2 separate regions of the Homo sapiens genome follow, and region 1 is linked to region 2. A link is an interaction called in ENCODE POLR2A ChIA-PET data of the cell type or tissue named here. Cell type or tissue: K562. All regions are shown on one strand. Each heading gives the region's core, and the rest is flanking DNA. Links, peaks and the distances in the headings are about the cores only.

The links. ChIA-PET counts read pairs that join two places held together with the same protein. Peaks named below come from ENCODE experiments on the same cell type or tissue, not always from the same donor. Only the 100,000 strongest peaks of a DNase experiment are listed, where the experiment ranks them.
Region 1: POLR2A ChIA-PET joins it to region 2 with 5 read pairs; 2 of 35 experiments call an interaction of 5 or more read pairs at or near these places.

What each region holds. Positions count from the first base shown.
Region 1 is chr7:32,611,751-32,624,564 of GRCh38, forward strand. It overlaps the pseudogene DPY19L1P1. Among named protein-coding and RNA genes, the nearest start is that of MIR550A2, 110 kb to the right of the region's middle. In K562, for the core only: no CTCF peak of the experiment used is centred there; DNase peaks (open chromatin) are centred at 5,171 and 6,971.
Region 2 is chr7:32,663,363-32,676,176 of GRCh38, forward strand. It overlaps the pseudogene DPY19L1P1. Among named protein-coding and RNA genes, the nearest start is that of MIR550A2, 63 kb to the right of the region's middle. In K562, for the core only: no CTCF peak of the experiment used is centred there; DNase peaks (open chromatin) are centred at 5,949 and 6,989.

The sequences.
Region 1 (12,814 bases), core at 3,184-11,183, 50 kb before region 2:
ACAGGTCTCAGCCCTCAAAGAAGAGGACTTTGTTACTGAAGAGAATCTGGGCTCATGTGCCCTTTCTCATGAACTTGACCAACCTCAGTGTGTTTTCTCTGTGTTCACCCAACATCCAAAACCAAAAACAAGGTTTCTATTATCAACTCCCTCCAGCAGAAATTACTTACAAATAGTCATGTGAGGAGCATTGCACATGAAGGAACACATTGGAAACTAAACTGAAGCTTGGCTATTACAAACAGGTCAAGACTATTCATGTTGGTATTTTACCAAGAAAAGCATAATCACTATCCCCTTAAAAGCCAATTAAAACATCAAATAAAAACGAAATCTGGCCAGGTGTGGTGGCTCATGCCTGTAATCCCAGCACTTTGGTAGGCCTAGACGGGCGGATCACCTGAGGTCAGGAGTTCAAGACCAGCCTGGCCAACATGGCGAAACCCCGTCTCTACTAAAATATAAAAATTAGCTGGCTGTAGTGGCGTGCGCCTGTAGTCCCAGGTACTCGGGAGGCTGAGGCAGAAAAATTGTTTGAACCCGGGAGGCAGAGGTTGCAGTGAGCCGAGATCATGCCACTGTACTCCAGCCTGGGTGACACAGCAAGACTGTCTCAAAAAACAAACAAACAAAAAACCCCTAAATGCTAGATGGGAAGAGGAACTTAAAACATAACTTTCTTTCTCCAACATATGTAAAAATCCAGGCTTGAAATTGAAAGCGGGGGCTTGAAGAGAGATCTGTACACCCACGTTCACAGAAGCATTTTCCATAGAAGCCAAAGGATGGAAATAACCTAAGCAGCCATTGACAAATGAATGGATAAACACGATGTGGTGTATCCATATGAGAGGGAAATTCTGACCCATGCTACAACATCAATGAAGCTTGAAGACGTATTTCATGAAATAAGCAAGTCACAAAAAGACAAACACTATTATATCTGATTCTGATGTAGAGCAGGTGAGCCCCAAAATTGGGGCTTGCCCCAGGACTAAGGTTCTTGGCTTTGCCCAAGAGAGAATTCAAGGGTGAGCTGGCGGTGTCAGCAACTTTTATTGAAGTGGCAGTGCACAGCAGCAGTAGCAGAGGCACTGCTCCTTGTGGGGCGGGGCTACCCCCATAGGCTGTGTGCCCAGAGTAACAGCTCAGAGGCAGGTCTGCAGTCATATTCATACCCACTTTTAATTATACGCAAATTAAGGGGCAGATTATGCAGAAATTTCTAGAAATAGATTAACTTCTGGGTCATTGGCTCATGCCATGGAAATGGGTGGTAACTTCCAGGTGTTTTCATGGCAATGGTAAGCTGACAATGGGTCTGTCTTATGGAAAGGTGCTTTCGCCTCTTCCCTGTTTCAGCTAGTCTTCAATCTGGTCTGGAGCATGAGCCCTGTCTCTGGAGTCGAGTCCTGCCTCCTACCTCAATTCCACTCCTATGTGGCAACCAGAGTAGTCAAATTCTCAGAGACAGAAAATAGAATGCTGGTTACCAGGAGGTAGAGGGAGCCAGAATGGGAAGTTAGTGTTTAATGGGTACAGAATTTCCAGCTGGGAAGATAAAAAAGTTCTGGAAATGGATCGTGGTGATGGTTACACAACACTGTGGAGGTACTAATATCAACAAATCGTACGCTTTAAAATGGTTAAGATTGTAAATTTTATGTTATGTGTATTTTACCACAATTTTTTCTTTTTTGAGACAAGGTCTCACTCTGTTGCCTAGGCTGAAGTGCAGCAGTGTGATCATGGCTCACTGCAGCCTTGACCTCTGGGGCTCAAGCAGTCCTCTTGCCTCAGCCTCCCCAGTAGATGGGACCACAGGCCGGCACCTCCATACTTTTTTTTTTTTTTTTTTTGGAGAGATGAGGTGTCACTGTGTTGCCCAGGCTGGTCTTGAACTCCTGGGTTCAAATGATCCTCCCACCTCAGCCTCCCAAAGTGCTAAGATTATAGGCACCAGCCATTGTGCCCGGCCTACCACAATTTTTTCTTAAAAAATTCAGGTTTGATTCCACAGAGCCTTTGTTTAACAATGGGAAAGGTTCTAATTTTATGTCTTCTACTTTTCCTGTGGATATTATATGTTATTCTCTACATGTGTTAATTTCTGGTAAAAAAATGACTCTGTTACATTCTGCTTACAACAGAGAAATGTCTTCTACTTTTCCTGGGATATTATATGTTATTCTCTGTATGTGTTAATTTCTGGTAAAAAAATGACTCTGTTACATTCTGTTTAAAAAAGAGAAATATAGGCCAGGCGCGGTGGCTCATGCCTGTAATCCCAGCACTTTGGGAGGCCGAGGCGGGCAGAAAACGAGGTCAAGAGATCGAGACCATCCTGGCTAACACGGTGAAACCCCGTCTCTACTAAAAACACAAAAAAATTAGCTGGGTGTGGTGGCAGATGCCTGTAGTCCCAGCTACTCAGGAGGCTGAGGCAGGAGAATGGTGTGAACCCGGGAGGCGGAGCTTGCAGTGAGCCAAGATCGCGCCACTGCACTCCAGCCTGGGCAACAGAGTGAGACTCCGTCTCAAAAAAAAAAAGAGAGAAATATATATTACTCAATACATAGGAGTCCACCCAAAAAATTATAAAGAGGTTGTTCTTTCCGTACCCCCCTCTGTGAACCTCTTGTAACACCTCATGACAATAATGAGAGTAGTTATGCAGGTCAAATTCCTTACCGATAATGCTCCATCTTCTAACCATCAGTGAAAATTAATCTTTTTGTTTCATTCACTCATCCAATAATAAGTTATTACTAACATATATTGAACAATTACTATACTATGTGCCAGGAAATGTGCTAACCACTGGGCACAGTGGTGTAAGCCTGTAGTCCCAGCTATTCAAAAGGCCTCCAAGGCAGGAGGGCTGCTTGAGGTCAGGAGTTCAAAGCCAGCCTGGGCAACATAGCAAGACCTTGTCTCAAAAAAAAAAAAAAATAGGATCATACCTAACATACATAATTCATCACACTCAAATGGCCATAGAGCTTTAGAGCTGGGAAATACAATTAGCGATCTTCAAATTCAGATGCCCTCATTATTGTTTACCTTCTTCTATTATGAAAAATTTCAAATATATTCAATAGTAGTCAAAGAGCATAATAAACTTCTTTTTATACTACAGTAAACCACTCAGTGTCAATAATTATCAATGTATGGCCGATCTTGTTTCATATTTACCCACACTTATTTTCTTCCATCTCATATAACTTTTTTTGCTGTATTTTTTTTAACTTTTTATTTGGAAATAATTTCAAATTTACAAATAAGTTGCAAAGATGGAAATAATAAAAAGAACACCCATTACCATTTACCCAGATTCACCTGTTAACATTTGTACTGCTTATTTGTACACGCTATCTCCCCCTGCACAAACACACACTCACACACACTTTTTTTCTGAACTATTTGAGGCTACATTATAAACATCATCATCTTTTACTCCTAAATACTTAATGTGTATTTCCCAAGAAAATGACATTCTCTTATGTACCATGGTACAGTTATCAAATTCAGTAAATGTAAACTAATTCAATCATTTTATTTTCTCTACCATTTGTATTCCAATTTTGTGACTTGACCCAATAATTTTTTTTTTCTATAGAGATGGGGTTTTGCCATGTTGCCCAGGCTGGTCTTGAACTCTTGGACTCAAGCAATCCATCCACCTTGGCCTCTCAAAGTGCTGGGATCACAGATGGGAGCCACTGTGCCCGACCCCAATAATGTTCTTGACAGTATTTCTTTTCCCTCCATTAGAGGATCCAGTTTTAGGTCAGGTATTGCATTCAATTGTCAGATTTTATTATTTTTTTATTTATTTTATTTATTTTTATTTTATTTTATTTTATTTTTGAGACAGAGTCTCACTCTGTTGCCCAGGCTGGAGTGCAGTGGCGTGATCTTGGCTCACTGCAACCTCCACCTCCCAGGTCAAGCAATTCTTCTGCCTCAGCCTCCCAAGTAGCTGGGATTACAGGTGCGTGCCACCATGCCCAGCTAATTTTTGTATTTTTTTGTAGAGACAGGGTTTCGCCATGTTGGCCAGGCTGGTCTTGAACTCCTGACTTTAGGTGGTCCACCAGCCTCGGCCTCCAAAAGTGCTAGAATTACAGGCATGAGCCACTGCACCCAGCCTGTCAGTCTCTTTTAATTAAGAAAATTTCGGCCTGGCACAGTGGCTCATGCCTGTAATCCCAGCACTTTGGGAGGCCGAGACGGGCAGATAACGAGGTCAGGAGATCAAGACCATCCTGGCTAACATGGTGAAACCCCGTCTCTACTAAAAACACAAAAAAATTAGCTGGGTGTGGTGGCGGGTGCCTGTAGTCCCAGCTACTCAGGAGGCTGAGGGAGGAGAATGGCGTGAACCCGGGAGGCGGAGGTTGCAGTGAGCCGAGATTGCACCACTGCACTCCAGCCTGGGCGACACAGTGAGACTCTGTCTCAAAAAACAAAAACAAAAACAAAAACAAAAAAAAAAAAAAAGAAAATTTCCAGAACCTTTGTCCTTTATGACATAGACTTTTTGGAAAAATAAATTCCTCTTTCTTCTTTTAAGATGTTCCTTGTGTGGAGGCTGTCTGCTGTTTCCTTATGATTAGATTCAAGATGTGCACATCTTGACAAGGTGACTCTAGTCAGTATACTGACTAGGTGATATTGTGTCCTTTTCAGGGTATCACATCTGGAGGCATATGATGGCCAGTGTCAATACTGATCACCAGTTAAGGTTGTTGCCTGATTCATCCCTGTACAATTACTGTTTTTTTCCTTCTTAGAGATAATTAACAGTCTGTGGGACAACACTTTGAGATCAAGAAATATCCTGCTTATCATCAAAATTTCCCCTAGATTCAGCATCTGTAATTAGTTACCCACTGCTATTATGCCAAATCTTAGTAGCCTAAAACAACAGATACTTATGAACTCAGACAGTTCCTATGGGTCAGGAATTTGGCAGTGGCTTGGCTGGGTGGTTCTGGCTCAGGGTCTCTAATGAGGTTGCATTTAAGCGCCAGCCAGAAGCTGCAGTCATCTGAAGGCTTGCCCAGGGCTGGAGAATCTACTTCCAAGATGATTCATTCACATGCCTGGCAAGTTAGTGCTAGAACTGAGAAGGCCTCAGTTCCTTATCACATGGAACTTTCCATAGGGCTACTTGACTGTCATCATGACATGACAGCTGGCTTCTCCTAGAGAAAGAGATCTCAGAGAGAAAGCAAGGAGAAAGCAGTGCCTCCTGTGACCTACTCTTGGAAGTCATACACTGTCATTTCCACCATATTCATTCTATTTGCCCACTTGATTCAAGGGGAAAATTAAGCATTAACTTTTTTTTTTTTTTTTGAGACACAGTCTCACTCTGTCGCCCAGAAAATAACTAGAAATTGCTTTAAAAATTATTTTGATTAGAAATTAAATATCATAAAACTTAACCTTTAAAAAAATCACAAATAGACAATTTGTAAGATACATTAAAAAGTACTATATACTTCTAAGAAAAATTTAGCTTTAAAAGCATTGATCAGAAAATAAGAGAGGTGAAAACAACAGAGCTAAGCATTTCCCTTGGGTATCAGAAGAGAGGAAACAAAAAGAAGTGAGAATAAGGACAGGAATTGGTGACAAAGAGAAACACAATAAAACCAAAGAGGACTAAAAAAAGGTATAACTTTAAAAATATTAAAACAATAGACCTCTAGAGCAAGTCTAATGAAGGAAATAAAAGATGCAAACAAAAAGCAAATGAAAAAGGGAGAAATAACTATGGACTCAACATAATTAAAATAAGAAGAGTAGGCTACACAATTTGCTAATAAATTGTAAAACCTAGGTAAAATGGATACATTTCTGGAAAATCATAAAACACCAAAACTGGCACAAAAAGAAATAGAAAACTTGAATAGAACAAAAAGCATTCAAATATCTGAAATAGAAATCAAGTATTTTCCCTCCCAAAAAGCCCTAGAATGAGATGGTTAACATGGATGAGTTATTAAACTTTTAAAAAAATCTTTTCCAAGTTGCCAGGAAGTAGGAAAAATAAAAAAAAAAAGAACACCAAAAACAAACAGACACAACAGCTCTTAATAGGAGACCAATATTAATTCCAAATCCAAATAAGGAGACGTCAACCAAAGAACAAAAGATCACTTCGCAAATACGCATATACACAAAAATTCCAGTAAGAATTTTAACTGACTAAATTCAAAAGGCATTATCCATTTGATGACATATATAAAATGGGCAAAATTCCTCTAAGGACATAAACTACCAAAGTTCACTCCAGATGAACTGGAGAGCTTCCTAATGAAATTGAATTTGTAATAAAAAACCTACCCACAAAGAAAGCTCCAGGCCGTGAGGGCTTCACTGCCAAATTCTACCAAACACTTAAGGAAGAGATAATACCAATTCTACACAAAAATCTCTCTGAAAACAGGAGACAGAACACTTGCAAATAATTTTAGGAGATGACATTACCCTGAAACCAAAACCAGACAAAATCATTACGAGAAAAGAAAACTACAACAAATATTCCTCATGAATAATAGACGAAAATCCTTAAAAATATTAGCCAACCAAATACAGCAATATAGAAAAGAAATACTACATTTGAGCAGGTGAGGTTTATCCCAGGATACAAGCTAGATCAACACTCATATATCAAAAAATGTGTCGACTTCCAAATATGGCCGAGTTAAGAAACTGGTATCTCCCATTCTCCAAAACAACTTTAAAGTTGGACAAAATTATTTAAAAAAACACTCATATAGGGTTCTAGAAATTAACCAAAAGGAAGCAACAACGTGGGAAGCATTGATTCATAAAAAACTGAGAAACTCTGGGTAAAAACAGTGGGAGTCTGTGGCATTTTTACCTAGTTTGCTCCCATCCACCTCGGCACCACCCCCATCTCCCCCATACTGTTAGTGAAATAGTTCTTTTGAAGGGGGCAGGATGGAGTATGACTAGTCATAAAAATAACCTTTACTACTGGAGCAGGCTGACCTGATTTGGGGCAGACAGCTAAAAACCTACACTCAGAGGCACTATCAGTAAAAGTAGAGAACTCAGTAGGAAATGAAAGGCTGGGTAGCCTTGCCACTCTCTTCCTTTAACCAATGTCAAAATTAAGAATTTATGAGCCAATGCCCTTGATCAAAGTTACGTATTTCTAAAAATACTAAAGTTACAACTAAGTTATTTCTAATTTGCAAATAACATAGCTTATAGCATTTTTTGGCCCTGGCATAATTTTAGGCTATGACAGAAAATGACAATAATCGCTTTAACCTGAATTAATACCTTAACTGGTTCATGTTCCCCAGTGAATAAAACAGATTCCATAAATGCAGGACTAGGGTTATTTCACTTGTCTTCCTGCTCGCACTCTGCATACTGGCTGACTCACCCACCTTTCAGCTCTCATCCTCAGAGCTGACTTCCAGGATCCTTCCCTGATGCTCCTCCTGTGTATTCCTGCAGCACTCTGTACTTCATTTTTTATCATAGCCTTTATTACACTGTATTATAACTGCTAAGAATTGTTTCTATTTTCCGAATTTTCCGCTAGACCATACCTTAATCAGTTTTCTATCTCTAGGATACTTTCTACTATCAGACACACAGGACGTACTGAATGAATGAATGAATGAATACATTTTCAACTATAGTTTTAAAGTTTTAAAAATCTTTCCACAGATTGTAGACCACCCATTTAATGGTCCATGTGTTTTCAATCTTTTAAGCAAAAACAACCCTTGTTCTTATTAAAACCTATATGAAAGAGATTAAGGTTAAACTGCCCTGGGTAAAAGAGAGGCTAGGAGACAGGGGAGTAGACAGCCCTCAGGGAAGAGTCCTGGGAAGTCGTAGGACTTCACATAACCCAGTTTCAAAACCATAGCATTAATCTAGTACAGAAAGAAGAAAATCACCAATAAAAATAAATTATAGGAAAAAAGGTAGTTTATTTTTTCCATGTTGGTTCTTGTGCTGCTTTTTTAAATTAAATCTTTGATAGCCTCCTGACTTAGGATGTGCTGATTAAAACACCAAAATAAAATAGGCAAAGCAATTATGGACAGGGAGAATCCTTAAAATTATAAGACAGACTTCTCCATTTTATCTTCCCTTCTACTCTAATACCAAAAACAAAAATCTTCTTTAAATAAGACTAACTTAGATTAAATAATCTATAAAGGCTTATAAAAGCCTTTTACAAGTAATGACTTGAAAACTGGGGAGAAAAAAGAATGAGACTATAATACGATCTCCAGTTAAGGCTCTAAAGATGGTGTCTTTACCAGTTACAAAGAAGCTAGAGAAAAACGACTGTATAGACCTTAAAATTCGATCTTTAATCTCTAGAGTTTTCCTGCTTTAAAATTTTAAAATTTTAGTGATATAGAAGGACCAATAAAATAAGAGATTGTTTTAAGAAACTAATTTTGGAGAACAAAAATCTATATACAATTACATTTACTTTCTATTATATTAAATACATAAAATAATAGGTGAACAGACTTCATCCTAGAATTTCATTTAATAGTGATACTTGAATAACTCAATTTATTCTTAGCTTATTAGATTCTTTTCAAGTCTTTCAAGTTTAAGCAAAAAATGCACTTACGTCATCTGCAATACCAAAAATTTTAGATGTCAAGTATTTAAGTATGACAGTTCCAAATAACCAAAAACATCCTTGAATAACCTAAAAAAAGAAAACAAAAATAACTTTGATGCTTCATATTCCACAGACATAGGCTAGGAAGAAAAAAATAAATGCTTTAATCATACATGAAATACATATTACTATCTACAAGAGAAAATGCTAGAAAATGCATCTCAATTTAAAATCAAGCATGTTGCTCAAAATCAAGGGACAGTAACTAAAAATAAAAATATAATCATACAATCTTATCAAAATTAATATATTTTATAGAAGATTTACACAACCACTGCAGTTAAATTCCCTTTAACAGTTTCTTATACATGCACTGTTTCTCAGATGAAACATGAGTAATAAATAAAACTGGAATTTTTAAACTACATACCCAGGATTAACTTTAACTTGTTTCATAAAAAGGGCAATTTGGTACATTAAAACTGAGCCCTAAAATACTATAAAACTGTTGGATCCCCTGAGTTACATAGATCATTTTCTTAAAAGTAAAACATAAAACCAATGATATATTTTAGAGAAGAAAAAACATAAGCATTAAAATAGATTGATTCTCACCCATAAACTAAGTTCAGATACATTTATTTTCAGGAAATGTGGTTTCATTGCCAGAATACCCTGAGTAGAGAAAAATAACATAGTATACACAGTTAATACTTACAGACATAAATTCAAGTACCAAAAAATTCTTCTAAATGATAAGATTCTCAAGTATCTAAAATTGAGCAAACAGTCAACTTTCCACATACCATCCACATGCTCATGTCTATAGTCAGTGACTTCAAGGTATAGCCCTATTATCCAAAGTCAATTAGGTGAAAGCGTGACTTTTTAAAGTTGAAAAAGGAATCACCATATGTAAATGTCTATCACTGATTTGACATATCTGATTTATCTCTGAGCCATGAGGTATATAACATTTTCAGAATTGCATACAGGCATAAGATTTTCCTTTAGCTAAAAATTACTGACTCTTAGGGTAAACAACAAATGAAATGTTAATGGATCAACTAAATACTTCTCTTGTCAAATCTTAAGTATTTTCAGGTAGTAACGCTCCCAAACTGTATTACCCTTGGGGAGCTAAAACTACTTCAAACATCGCAAAAATATGATTAGAGATCACAACATAAATACTTGAAACCAAATTAAATCTTTTTGGAAGTTTCTGAATAACTGAGAATACAAAATGTGATACAATTCAGGTTTCAAAGTGATTAATTATAAATATATGCAAATATGTTTATAGTTAAATATGCACAAACATGCTGTACTCCCTGTTATCATTTATTTTTATACACCAAAATATATGGAATATACATAAATATGCTTAATTCATATCTAAGACGCACCTCAGTGTGAAGCATCTGGCAGCATACCTGACATACAGAACTGAAGAGAAATTTCCTACAAAAGGCACTTAAATTAGATTTTATTTATATGTAATATTTGATTCAGTGGTTTCCTTGTCCATAGTACCAAGATTCATGTACTTTATCCTGGGTGATAGCAGTACATGACAAAGTACATATGTAATATATACAACTGAGTACTTTGTCACTTTGACACAGAACTGAAGAACTACACTTATTAATCCCGAAGTTATGATTTTTCTTGTTGTTGTTGCTGAAAAATACAGCATCATGCTAATTGCTAATTTCTGTAGCTAAGTATACCCAAGGTACAACCTGAAAAGGGTGGTGGCCCAGACTGGGAAGAGGCATATTTTTAAGAAATGCGTTTTTAAATAAATATTATTTGTAAAATAATAAAAATGGAGGTTTCAAATGTAATGGCTTCTAGAAATTAAGAAACCCCAAATGATCTGAGTAACTTAATTACTCAAGAAGTAGAATACATTCCAATTACGACAGTGCAATGTGCTTTTAAAGTCATCGGGAAACTAAAGCACATGCACTTTAAACATAAGGAATAACAAGTTTGCAAAACATTTTAATGGAAACCCACCAAAAAAAAAGGCAGTCTTTAAATTTCAGAAGACTTTTAGACTTACAAAGTCATCCTGCCAGCTGGGCGCAGTGGCTCACACCTGTAATCCCAGCACTTTGGGAGGCCAAGGTAGGCAGATCACCTGAGGCCGCGAGTTCGAGACCAGCCTGACCAACATGGAAAAACCCCGTCTCTACTAATAATACAAAATTAGCCGGGCATGGTGGCATATGCTTGTAATCCCAGCTACTCAGAAGGCTGAGGCAGGAGAGTCACTTGAACCTGGGAGGCAGAGTGAGCCGAGATTGCGCCATTGCACTCCAGTGTAGGCAATGAGAGCGAAACTCCATCTTTAAAAAAAAAAAAAAAAAACACAACAACAACAACAACAAAAAAAAGTCATCCTGCCAAATGTAGCAGAAGGAATTAGATGACCTTCCATCAATTTGTTCTAATTCTGTAAAATAATCTCTCCATAAGCTAAAGCTGTTCTTGGTAGTGATTTAGCAATATAAAATTGAATCATCACCTTACTTAAACCTTCTGAATAAGTCCATACAAGTAGACAAGGGGCAAAAAACAAAACAAAACAAAACAAAACAAAAACCCTAAGTAACCAAGGCCTTGATCTTCTGATCACTGTGGAATGAAGAGGGGAGGCTGTTGTAAGACTGCAGTTTGAGGAAAGGGGTTCAAAAAGTGGAGCAGGAGTAGGATAAAAATGGAAAGGAGGAAGGGAGAAGAAAGCATATAAATCTTTCTGAAATGATACTAATTTTTCATTGTTTTTTTTTTCCTGTTTTAAAAGTGAGTACTTAAACACCATCACATCTAGAATATTAAGTAAGACACTTAAGATGGTTCCTACAGAAAACCCTCATGAATCCTAAGCCAGTGAAGAAGAAATTGTTAAACCATTAATTTCAAAAACAGCCAAATAAGTAAGGAATATTTACCCAAATAATTACCAAAGAAGCAGCATAATAATAACATTGAGTTCCCAAACATCACAACAAAACAAAGTGCAAGAGAAATCTGGAAAAAATCCAAGAAAAAAATATAAGTAATGCACATAAAACAAAAAACCTTTGTTTTTTATTGTGAAAATTGTACATGCCCATAATAAACAGAATTCAAACTGTTCAAAAGGGACTATAAGATTAAAACAGCCCATTATCCATCCCACACTTCAAGCTCCCAGAGATAACCATCAACAGTTTCCTGTGCATCCTTCCAGACAACATGTATAAATTCTAGTTTATATATTTTGTTAAAACACAAACGGACACTTACCCCACAAGCTATACTATTTCTTGCTTTTATTCGTAATATGTTTCAAAGAGCTTTCCATATGCATGCAAGCCAATCTAATACATTCTGCTTAAGAACTGGAAAAAGTATTCTATTCCACAGATGTACCCTAATTTAACTAGTCCTCCGAATACTGCAAAACACTTAAGAGCTTTCCACTTCTATTTTGTTTTGTTTGGATCTTCCTAATAAAAACACTGCTATGATAGACATCCTTATGTGTATACCTTATGTACATGTCAGTACATTTATGAATAAATTACTAGAAGTGAAACTGATGGATCAAGGATATCCACATTTTTAAATTCAATACAAATATTGACAAATTGGCCTACAAAAAGATTGTGCCAATTCCCTTTCCCACCAACTGGGCAGGAGAGTTCCTATGGATATATATTCTGGCAACACTGTATTATTCTTTTAAATATCTGCCAATCCAGTGGGGAAAAAATGTTACCTCATTGTTTCACTTTTCCATTCTTTTAATAGTAGATGAGACACAGCACCTTTTATTCTATTTGCTGGTTATGTTGTCTTGTGTGTATGTGTGAACTGCTTATTCCAACTGCCCATCTGTCTATTGGGCTTTCATTATTTTCCTTAACAGCTCTCTTCATATATTACAGAACATAGCCCCAATATCCAGAATATACAAGGGACTTAAACAAATTTACAAGAAAAAAACAAACAACCCCATCAAAAAGTGGGCGAAGGATACGAACAGACACTTCTCAAAAGAAGACATTTATGTGGCCAACAAACATATGAAAAAAAAAGCTCATTATCACTGGTCATTAGAGAAATGCAAATCAAAACCACAATGAGATACCATCTCACACCAGTTAGAAT
Region 2 (12,814 bases), core at 1,788-9,787:
TCATGGGAAGAGAAGGTAGAAAGATTAACTGTGTTAATGATGACTATTCACTCCAGATGTAAAGGGGGACATCAAGCAAAATTAAAAAGGGCTTTGACATACAGACTAATCATCCAGGCCCTCAGGGCTTCTGGAACATATCTAGAAATAAAGCAGCTTAAAAAAAATCTCTCAGGTATCAAAGAAACCACTCTGAATCTCCAATGACCAAAGAAGATAACAGAGAACAGAAAATTGGAAGATGAAGTATTGTCCTCTGACTAGCCAGTTCCTTATGTGGAAGAAAAGGGATTTTCTGCTGACTACTTATGTCTACAAAAGGACATCCAGGCTTTTCTCACAAAAGCTCAGAAACAATGGAGAACTGGGTAGAGACAAGGGCAAATATTCAAAAGTGGGGGAGAAGATCAGGAACAGATCAACAGAGGGGCCACAGGGACTCTGGGCAGCCCACATTAAATGTAGAGAAGTTCATGAAAAAGATCATTTAAAAGTTCTGTTCAAAAAGCGACCTCATCGCCAGAGAGGGGATGAAGTAAGGAAAAGGGAACACTGACCCTGCCTCAGAAAGTGTGTGCTCAGCCCTCACGCATAAGTGTCTGCATATGACCAGGGGTGAGGGGGAGGAGTAGTCAATGGCACTGGGTGTCACTTCTGCACTGACGTGAAGAATCAGATATGTCTCCCGGACTCTGGCCACAGGCAGAAGCAGCTGAGGCTGGTAAACTAAAAAGCAACAACATGAAAGGAGCCTGAGTCTCCCTAAACAAAGCAGTTTACAGTCTCATCATGCTGTAATAAAAGCCACTAGTCAGTTAAGACCCATCCACTTTGCAATCTTCCAACCAGCTCCTCATTCTTAGATACAAATGTCAAGCTAGGAATCAGCAGGCTGTTGGGGATGGAAGCTTCCAATGTGAAAAATAGAAACTAATACAAATTGAAGGGGGACCTAGAGGTAACAAAGACAATGCAACAGGCAGAGAAATTTTCAAACTCAAGATTCTTTAGGTTGGAAACTAACAGAAATGACAATAAAATGTAAAAATAAAATAAGGGAGAAAAACCCTGAGAAAATTCGACTTCAAGAAGTCCAATATCAATAACTTTCAAGAAAACAGGAAAAAAAAAATGGAGAAGAGAAAGTCATTAGGGAAATAATACTAAAAAAAGTTTTCCTCCAAAGTGAAGTAAGTGCCCAGATAGAGCACACAAAGTATGCGATGAGAAGGATGAAATATCTACCACATCATGAACTTTTTGGGGACTAAAGAGAGAAAGATGAACCCAAAAGCTGCCAGAGGAAAACAACTAACCACACACAAAAGGAACTAATGGTAGAACAGCACCAGACTTTTGAAAAGCTACACTCCATCTTAGAATACAGTCGAACAAAGCCTTTAAAAGTCTGAGGAAAAATAAAAATCAACAACCAGGCAAACCAGTAATTTAGTACAAAAATAAAAAAGGAAATGTTCAAACATGCCAGACAAATGTATTTTAAAACTATCTCTGTGACTCTCTTGGAAATTACCTGAGGATATAATCCTCGAAAGGATGAAACAGACCAGAAAGAGACCAACCTGGGGTCCAAAACACAATGAATCCAATGCCAGAGAGGAAAGGGGAATTCTCAGGATGGTGGTAAACAAAACTCCCAGGGAATCGCTATACGGAAGCCCAGGGAAGGACGGGTCTAGGATGGAACCAGAGACAGAGGCTCCAGGAGGGAGGCCCCAGGGGATAGGAGTGGGAGAATTGAAATAATGGATTTTATACATTTGACAAAGTATAAAATAAGCGTTTACAGTTCAGTTGTAGATCTGGAGAGCAATTAATCAGCATACAGAACACCAAGGAAAACAAAATATTAGCAATAATTAACTACAGGAAAAATTTTAAGTTACCAAATAAACAATTATTTATACTACTTAATTCAGCAGTAAGCAATATTTTTACAGTCATAATAACGTAACTGTGGACTATTGTTTTACGTATCAGAATTGCTGAGATTTCAAAGATCTGAAAGTGGCTTTCCCTAGACAAAGGGATAGATGGGGTGGGGAAGACAGATGGGGCAAGGGACCACTGACGTACTTGATGATAAAAAGTTGAATAATGCCAAAAGATATGCATGTATATATAAAGCAGTGAAAATTCAGTTTAAAAACATACTAATAAGTAATATACCCATTGTAGAGCACATTAATAGAAAGAAATTTGTTCAATTACTTATTTGGAGACCTCTTGATATTTGTCAAAAAATACTTATAAGGAAGAAATCATAAAAATGTTCCAGATAACATTAAAATAGATGTTTGTATTCACCACCAAAAGAAATAATACAGTATATTTTAACCTTGGCTTGAAAACATTAAAGAAGAACCTTCCAAAAAAAAAGAGAAATTTTCCATACTGAAATTACCAACTACAAACTACCAGACCATGCGAAGGTATGGAGTTACAGTCATCTTACCTGGAGAATGAGGAGTCGGGGAAATGTGTAATCGCAAAAGCAGACATTTAAGAAACCGCCACCCAACACGCTGTATGTTACCTTTCCCTCCAATGTGTCGTTAGTTCAATAAATGAGTCTAAGTAAAATTAACTGAGGAAACTATTAGAATAATTATAAAATTACATGTATGACAGCTAAAAATGGAGCAAAATAGGATCCTGAAAAATGACAATATTAGAAAGAGTAAACTTCCACCTATCAAACCAAAACAATGCATACAGAAATATCAGCTGAAGAAGAGCAAAATCCTGGGACTTCAGAATCCTTCAGAAATGAATTATTACAGAACAGTAATATTCTGGAACATGAGAACAGAAAAGAGAACGGAAAGTCTAGATCCTTCTTAGTGTCGTGTATCTTTAAAACATTTTAACATTTTAAGTAAAACTTTTTATGAAATATAAATACTCACTTTGGAAATGGAATAAACACTTTTTTCTTCATTATGCAGGATCTTTAAACAAAAATTAACTAAAGCTGCAGACAATTTAATTGCTGTGGAAAGAACACTTTAAATGTATTCTCAAAGACAGTAGGCCAGGCGTTGTGGCTCACGCCTGTAATCCCAGCACTCTGGGAGGCCAAGGCAGGTAGATCACGAGGTCAGGAGATCGAGACCATCCTGGCTAACATGGTGAAACCCCGCCTCTACTAAAAATACAAAAAATTAGCTGGGATTGGTGGCGGGCACCTGTAGTCCCAGCTACTCGGGAGGCTGAGGCAGGAGAATAGCATAAGTAAACCCGGGAGGCGGAGCTTGCAGTGAGCCTAGATCATACCACTGCAGTCCAGCCTGGGCGACAGAGCAAGACTCCATCTCAAAAAAAAAAAAAAAGACAGTAGAGCACACACTTTGGAGCCATTGTCAGTACTCAAATCCCTACTCTGCCAATGACTAGCCCTGTGACCTTGGCAAGCTATTTAATATCCTTGTATCTCAGTTTCCTCATCTATAAAGTGGTTTACCTATCTCATCTGGTAACCATATGGATTAAATGAGTTTCTGATTGTAAAGAGCTTAGACTACAGTCTCACACATAAGCATTTTACACATACTGAATTTCTCCAATCAACAACAGTCTTCAAGAAAGATTGGAATCTGCAGAGGGAAAGCTTCAGAATGAGTCCACTGGAAAAATACTTCCTAAATTGGTAAATGCTAGTAAAGCTTATGTGATAGATAATATATTTTTATTGTGCCTTTCATATATGGCAACCATAAGCTAAGTTTTTCTTTCAATATTTTATTAATTATGAATTTATTCAATCAAAAAATATTTTGGAAGGCAAGCATTCTTCTGGGTCCTTTGCAAACACTACCTTATTCCATTCTCACATAGAAGACAGAGTCTCTTAAACTCATTTAGGTGTTCTCCCCTCTACTCAATCACTTCTTTAAAAATTGTCTATAATCTTCCATTTTAGTTAACCTAATAAAACACTGCACCTCCCTTTTACAACCCTAAAAGACCTCTGTTACTTTATATTTTCTTTTACATCTAAAGGCAAACCAAAGAACTGGCAGTCACTCTAAGTTCTGCTCACATCATTTATTCAAATTATATAAGAACTCAACCTTAATAGATTCCACCCACAATTTAGAGCTTCTATACAGCTTTTTTCGGTCTTCTAGCCTTAATCATGACAGCCTAAGTTTGCCAGACATCTAAGGAAAGCACCTAACATGGAAGGTAGAGACCAAAAGATGTTTAAAAAAACAAGCTAGGCTGGGCACGGTGGCTCAGACCTGTAATCCCAGCACTTTGTGAGGCTGAGGCGAGTGGATCACCAGGTCAAGAGATTGAGACAATCCTGGCCAACATGGTGAAACCCCATCTCAACTAAAAAATACAAAAATTGGCTGGGCGTGGTGGCGCGTGCCTGTAGTCCCAGCTACTTGGGAGGCTGAGGCAAGAGAAAATTGCTTGAACCCAGGGGGCGAAGGTTGCAGTGAGCCGAGATCATGCGATTGCACTCCAGCCTGGTAACAGAGTGAGACTCCGGCTCAAAACAAACAAACAAACAAACAAAAAAACACAAGCTAGAAGATGCCAAGATTATTCTGGGAGGGTAAAAACATCATTAATACCCTTAGAGAGAAAATGTGTTGAATCCATGAAACAAAAATAAAATACTATTTTTTAGAAAGGAATGTTTATAGAACAAACAAAACTACTTGGAAATTAAAAGCATGACAATGAAAAATAAAAACTCATTAGAACAGCTGGAAAAAATAAGGCTGATAAAATGTTCTAGAATGTAAAACAAAGCCAAAGAGCTTAAAAATGGGGGGAAAAAAAGAAAATAAAATAAAATTAGAGGACTGGGAACTATGAACATCCAAACAATAAAAGTTCTGAATCAGAAAACAAAGGGAATGAAATAAGTATAGAAATAATTCAAGAAAATTCCCAGAAATCAAAGGCATGAGTTACAAGACTGAAACAACCCATCAAGTGTCTAAGAGAACACATGAAAGCAGATCTACACTGAGATGGTATTGCTCTGAAATTTCAGAACCATAGAGACAAAGAAGATATTCTACAATCTTCCAGAGAGAGGAAGGGGAAGCAAAGGTCACATACAAAGGTTTAGAAACCCAAATAACTTCGGAACATCTGAATGGCACCATCTGAAGCAACCGACAATGTTTTCAAGTCTAGAGTTCAATACTTGGCCAAACAGTGAACCAAATACGAAAGCAAATAAAGACATTTTCAAATATGCAAAGTTTCATAAATGTTTACCTCCCAGCTATCTACTCTCAAGACCTACTTACTAGAAGATGAAGTCTACCAAAGTGAGAAAATAAACCAAGAAAGAAGAACAAACAGGATAAGGGCACAGGAGATCCAACAGGGGAGAGCAGTCAAGGAAATCCCAATGAGATGCCAAGAGGACAGATGTACACAAACCATGGAAGGTAGCCAGTCCAGAACCAAGTACTTACTGACTCATGCCCAAAATCTCCACATTTTATTTGTGTGAGCCTGGATGAGCCTGGACCAGATTCTTGTCTGTATTTTATCTTGGCTCCAAATGCTTTACTGCTGGCATCAGTTAAAGACACTTATGTCACTCACAGAAGTTGTTCTGCTTTGATATGCTCCAGAGAGCCAGGGTAAACAGTGGTGAATTTAGAAAGAGGGAACAGCTCTTCCCCTCATGATATTTCTGCTGGATATTCAGTACCTGGCTACTACATTTCTGCCAGATGTCCCTACCAACTGAGTCCCACATTTATCCCAGGACTAGCTCATGACCTTGCCTACTGATGTCTTTAGGAATCAGGCTCCTGGTTGAAAATCTATATGGGATTTCTCAGGCCTGGCCATATGCAAGGCTTTGCCTGGCAGGCCTCACAGGGAAAAGAAGACCTTCACACACCAGGCTTGGTGCAGAGCCAGCGTACTGTAGTCTCTCAGGGGAGTTGCAGTCAATGACTCAGCCATTTCTGGGTGATAAAGCTCTTCTTATATTTGCCTTCCTAGCCCAGGCACCTTTATTTCCTGGTCCCATTCTCTGCTGGCAGAGAGGGGCTCCTTGAAGAGGTTGCTCCCCACTCTGACTCAGACTCTGCACTCTTTGGCTCCTGGCCCTTCTCCTTTGCCCCACCACCTCAAGAACCATAAACTGCAGGAGCCTTTTGTTCCCTTTTGATGGGGGTGAGACATCCTGATCGTCACATCTCACTTATACCATTACAGTAAATGATTAAAGGCTTAATTCTCACTTTTGCCTTGTCGCTTTAACCAGCCACTCCAATACCTGGCAGCTCAGCTCCCTCCCCTAGCTCAGCTGTGCTCCTGACAGCCTCAGAAAGTTCCCTCAGGGAACCTAAAGACCATGACTCAGAAATTCTCTTCTTCTGGGAACTTTCATCTAACAAGGGCAATAGTGTCCTCCCCTTAAGCAGCTAGGTTTGTGCCTGATACTCAGTTTTTCAAAACTAAACACACCATATTTAATATATACACATGAGTGGCATAATCATAAAGAAAAACAAGGAAAACATTGGTCCAAAAGTTAGGATGCCATTTCCTCTGAGGGTTGAGGGAAGGAAAGAGAATGCATTAAGAAGGAATTTTAAGGGTATGAAAGCTCTGATAATTTATTTATTTTTTTAATCTGTGTCATGGGTATGTAAGTATTCATTTTACTAATCTTTAAAAATGTATATAAAGATTTTACACAATTCCATAGTCGTAACATTTTACACATAAAAAAGTATTTTTTTTACTAGTTATTTATTTACTGGGTCACAGATAATACACTCATATGATAACAATGCATAAAATAAAGTAAGGAATTTCACACAGCTGTTTCTGACAAGAGCCTCAACATAAACTGAAGGGATAATTTAAAAGTTCCAGTAAAAGTATTGCATGCGGTACAATAAACCAAAGTCCAAGTAGGCAGCAGTGACTGGGCAGCTATCAGTCAATAATGAGACACTCCACAGGGGCATTGTTCTGTCTGCCCCAGGATGACTCATCAGCCACACTCACTGCCCACTGTTTTCTCCAGAAGACCTCCTCTGACGGCACTTGATCTAGATGGAATCAAAGGCTAAAGAGTCTAAAAAGCTAATGAGGTATTTTGGGGGCAACCTCGGATAGGATACTGAATGGGAAAGAACTCAAAGATTCTAACATAAGATCTAAAAATCAACTTAAGTACTTTTATAATTCTAAGACATTTCTCTTACCTTAGGGAAAGGAATTTTTGTCTATCCTTCAGCTCCAGTTTTAAGGAGAGTAGTAGGAACTCTGAAGACAGAGGCAGCAGTAATCAGGGGAGAACGCTACAAAGAAAATGAAGTTCAAAAAGACAGCACCAGAGTCCTCTCTGGCCAGTCACAGCCCTGGTCTGTGAAAACCCTGGGTGGTTTCATGCATCATTTCACCATCCTAAGATTCAAAACAAATCAAGCAATCAAAGGCAGGGCTGCTAAGTAAGCAGCTGCACAAGCAGAGCAGTGGGAGTGGTGAATGGGACCAGGGCCTCGCTGCTGGGGAGAGGAGGAAGGGGTGGGAGACTAGATGGGAATAGCAAAGGGACCCAAGGGAAGTCCAGTTAAAAAGTTTTGTTGGCCGGGCGCAGTGGCTCACGCCTGTAATCCCAACATTTTGCGAGGCCGAGGTGGGTGGATCACCTAAGGTCAAGAGTTTGAGACCAGCCTGACCAAAATGGTAAAACCCTGCCTCTACTAAAAAAAAAAAAAAAAAAAAAAAAATTAGCTGGGTGTGGTGGTGCACGCCTGTAATCCCAGATACTCAGGAGGCTGAGACAAGAGAATTGCTTGAACCCGGGAAGCGGAAAATGCAGTAAGCCATGATGGCACCATTGCACTCCAGCCTGGGCAACAGAGCGAGACTTCGTATCCAAAAAAAAAAAAAAGTTTTGTCTTAATTTTGTCATGTGAGAGGGGAGGTAAGGGATGAACACATTCTGAGGCAGATGGGAAGGAACCAGGAAAGCAAGCCTGAAGGACAGCGACGGGCAAAGAAGAACTGGCAGCCAGTAGGGATAAATCTAACACCTACAAAGGAATGAGCCTTAAACAAAGGCACTTTTTTCGATGTTTCTCTGATCCCACCAGGCCTCTGTATCCCAGTATTGTACTCCCTCTTTTATTTCAGCTAGTCAGTATTTTTGGCACCCTTTTCAAAAGAGAAAGAAAAAAACTCCTGCTCAGAAACCCTGTTATTGTTTGTACTCATCCTTACATAGCAGTAAAATTTATAATACACAAATTTATAATATATAAACTTTATATACATATGTATTTTTCCAGAGAACTGTTAAACATATACATTATTTAACAGCTTAATACACTATCCAATCTATTCTTCCTCAACAATGCACCATAACCTAGCTAACCTCGAATTCCAAAATAATACTAAAATCACACTAAAGTACAAAGAAAAGCTTTAGAATCACCTGCTTGGTATCTGCCTTAGAGTCCAACGCCAAAAGTTTTTTATATTTATCAATAAGGGAAACTTAAGCATATATGAATTTCCTCCAGAAGAAACTATGGGGAAAGTTCGAACTGCCCAACAACCAATGCTCCTTCTTACTTGCAGAACAGAGATTTCTACACATTGGGTCTTAAGAAACTGGCCTTCAGAAACTGTTAGTCTGTGGCTAAGAAATATCAGGGTATCTTATGAAATAAATAACGGTAAGTATATATCAATACAGCTTCAAAAAATAATTAACAATGAGTATTTTTAAAAAAATACTAAAATACTGAGAATTCCAGAAAAAGAATTATACCATGAGTAGGCTGTGTTTGCAAAACAGATCTCACTTCATCTTCTCAAGTTAGAGCTTGGCAGCCTGGCTCCATTCATCATTTGGCTGTTTTCTATTTTCCCTTCTTCTATTTCTGGTGAAATGGACTGGCTTACATGGCTTCTAAAAACTTACATGTATATTATTTCAAAACAAATATACTTCTGAATTTAAGATGTCACAGTCAATCTGCCCGCAAATTTCTAATCTGCTAGACAAATCTCAACTTTTATTTCTCAGTATATAATACAATTTATTTTTTCAATCCTAAAAACAACTTTAGATATCCTCCTCTTTATTTTTAACCCATATTTTAAGAAGTCTGCAGCTTTATCCCTCTCATAAAATTACAAGGGTGACTAACCATCAAGGAAGAAAATATTAAGAACTAACTAGTAATTTGAAACCTCTAAATGTACTTCAGGTCAAAAAACATACAAAAATGCAATGAAAAACACTGATAGAAAAGAAGTGATAAGAGACTCTATTCAAAATAATATACATCAGGATCAATTGTGGGAAGAACCTTCAGTTTAGGATGCCTTTGAATAGAGCTAAAGAGATGGTTCCGGGTTAAGAAAAAGCCCACAAACAGCAAAAGGAAAGCTGGAAAAATGAAAACATGTGCTGCTAGTGCAGACCACCATGGGGTCCAAGAGTTGGGTAACACAGAAGGGGCCAGCTAAAGCACAAAGCAGTCAAGTGGGCAGAGTGAAACAAGCTATAGCCACTGACACTGGAAGAACCAGAGACAGCCATCTGGAAAGACCCAAATGCTCTAAGGTAAAAGCTGCCCTCATGCCACCTTAAGCAGTAGTCTACAGACTTTTTTACACCAAAACTACAGTAAGAAGACTTTACACAACTCAGCACACATACATATGTGTGTGTGTGTGTGTGTGTGTGTATATACATACACACAGCAAATGGAAGTTTCTCTAAGTAGTATCTATCCTTACTAGTCTGGTAGATGATATTATTTACTTTGTAGTATTTTTTTTCTCATCTAAAATGAAATGGGCTCAACCCACTGAATCAATTTTAAAACTCTCAAATAAGTGATAACCTGCAATTTGACAAACACTGTGCTGAAGTAGTCACTGCTTGACTTTGGGGACTGGGGAAAGTCAAGTGTTCCATGAGATCATACTTCAGCTTGAATCCTGTTCTTATACTGGTCAATTTTTGTATTTATTTCACTTGCTTTGGAATAGGTTTCAACTCAGTCAGTTACCAAGGCCTTTCATCATCCAGCACAACCACTGTTCCAATCTGAATCCCCCACAACACTCCCTGAAGAACATGCTTACTGATCTGCTTACTACCTGCTTTCCACATACTAGATTTTGGCCTTTGCCTCTCCCTGGTATGCTTTTATCCTCATGGTTTATTTCCACCTATCCAAATACCTCTGATTCTACAAGGTCACACTAAAGTAGCCCCTCCATGAAGAACAAATTTCTCCTGCCTCTGGAGTTCTAAGCACTTTATTTTTCCTTCCTTTCTATCTTCCATTCACACACACCCTGCCGCACTCCCATGCTCTCAGAGCCCAAACAGTCTTAAGAAACTACTTGGTATGAATTGTTTGTGTTGACTGAACAACTGAATACAAAAAACTGCCTACCAGGCACCACAGGGGTTAAACACTGAGAAAGATCAGGTCAGGGCCAAAACCACCAAAAACCCCTCAATCGAAACCAGAACCTTCTATTCTCCTCAGTAGATGTTGTGCCTTCTGCCTTTGAAAAAACAGTTACAACAAGCATTACAAGAAAATATGAATGCTTTCTTTAACAGATGTTTACAAATTCTTCTTTCAATTAAAAAAGTAGCCAGGCATGGTGGCACACACTTGTAGTTCCAGCTACTTGGGAGGCTGAGGCAGGAGGACTGCTTGAAGCCAGTGGTTTGAGGCTATAGTGCACTGTGAATAGTCACTGGACTCCAGTCTGGGCAACAATATAGCAAGACCCCATATTTTTTTTAAAAAAGGTAGCATAAGTGCAGATTAGCAGCTTAGCAATAATGCCATGTTTCATATTTCAACTTCTCTTATGTAAAATCTAATCTCCCAAATGTAATAAAGCTACCCATAGACAGACGGGCAGTACTTAGCAAAATGAACAGACACCACCAAGTTTCTCTCCCTCTGGCTCATTACGATGCAAGCACACAGGCCCACTTTCCCTCAAGTCAGCCTCCTTTTCTCATTACCATATTCTTTTGGTTTAACTTATTTCCCTGCATCTTGTTTCAAAAACAAAATCTTTCACATCATCTTTTAATCATGCATTTTTATTTTAGTCTCCCCAATTAAACAAAAGAATTTTCTTAGACCTAAGTCAGAAACATTAACTTCAAAGTGTCTTAAATCTATATACAAATATATTTTACATCAATCTTCTAACAGCTTCCTCATTTGATAAATGCTTATCAAGTAACTGCTAGATACTCAAATGGTGGGCTAGAAACTCAACACATCTTTGAGGTACTAAACTGAAAATACCACACTTCCAAAGGAAAGGAGATAATGGGATAATAGCAAATTCAAACTCATTATCCCGAATTGAAAATCATATACAATTCTCATAATTCTGTACTACAAAGAATCAATAAGCAGCAAGGAAGAAAATTCTAAAGATAATCTCAAGGCAAAATACTTCAAACATACATACAGTATAATAAATTGGCAAAACAAATAAGAAAGAAGAAAAGTAAACATAAAAAGCCTGAAAAAATTAGTCTTTTAGTTTTAGGAATGCTGCTCAACTGTAAAGTAAATCAGGTCAGATATTAAATATTGCAGAGAAGACACTTCTAAATATTGCATAGAAGATACTTCTATTTTAACATTAGTAAAGAGCTATTAATATCATTTGATAATGAGTGGTCTTTTCCCTTATATTTTATGTAAACAATATATACTGGATGGAGCTGAAACAATCTACAGCCATTGACATTGGAAGAAGAACCACATCTGGAAAGACCCAAATGCTCTAAGGTAAAAGCTGCTCCCTCATGCTACCTTAAGCAGTAGTCTACGGACTTTTTTTACACCAAAACTACAGTAAGAAGTAAGACTTCACACATCTCAGCACACACACATACACATGTACATACAACAAATGGATTATATTGTTCCATAACAATATATTAGATATTCCATAACAATATATGGAATATATATTGCTTATGTTCAAATGCCTATGAATATTTAAAATTTATGCCAGGCACTGTGGCTCATGCCTGTAATCCCAGCACTTTGGGAGGCTGAGATGGGCAGATCACTCAAGCCCAGGAAATTGAGACTAGTCTGGGCAACATAGCAAAACCCTGTCTCTACAAAAAATACAAAAAATTAGCTGAGTTTGGTGGCATGCACCTATGGTCCCAGCTACTCAGGAGGCTGAAATGGGAGGATCGCTTGAACCCAAGAGGTGGAGGTTGCAGTGAGCAGAGATCACACTACTGCACTCCAGCCTGGGTGACAGAGTGAGACCCTGTCTCAAAAAAAATAGTAATTAAATTTATCAAGTATTCCCAATTCTATTTACATCTCTAAAACTATCTTAAGTGTGATGGGCCATGGCAGTGGTGAAATCATGCAAATAATGAATGATTTTATGATAATAAGATATTTTAGGATATTTTCATAAAACTGAACTATAAATTAATCAATGATTAACTATTAACTTATCAACTATTTTATTTTAGTATATCTTATAAACACATACTAAAATATTCTTACCTTAAATATGTGCCATATATGAAGAATAATGCCATCATTAGTCCATTTAAAATAAAAATTACAGCAACATAGAAGCAAGCAAGATCTCCCAATCCTTTAAAAATAAACAAAACATATGTTCTAATCACATTAACCCAAATTACCTTATGTGTCTAGCAATTTATATTAAATTGTGTTCATTTTGAAAATGGTTGCCAGATACATTAAGTAGTTGCCTTGGTTCCCACATGAAAACCCAACACTGC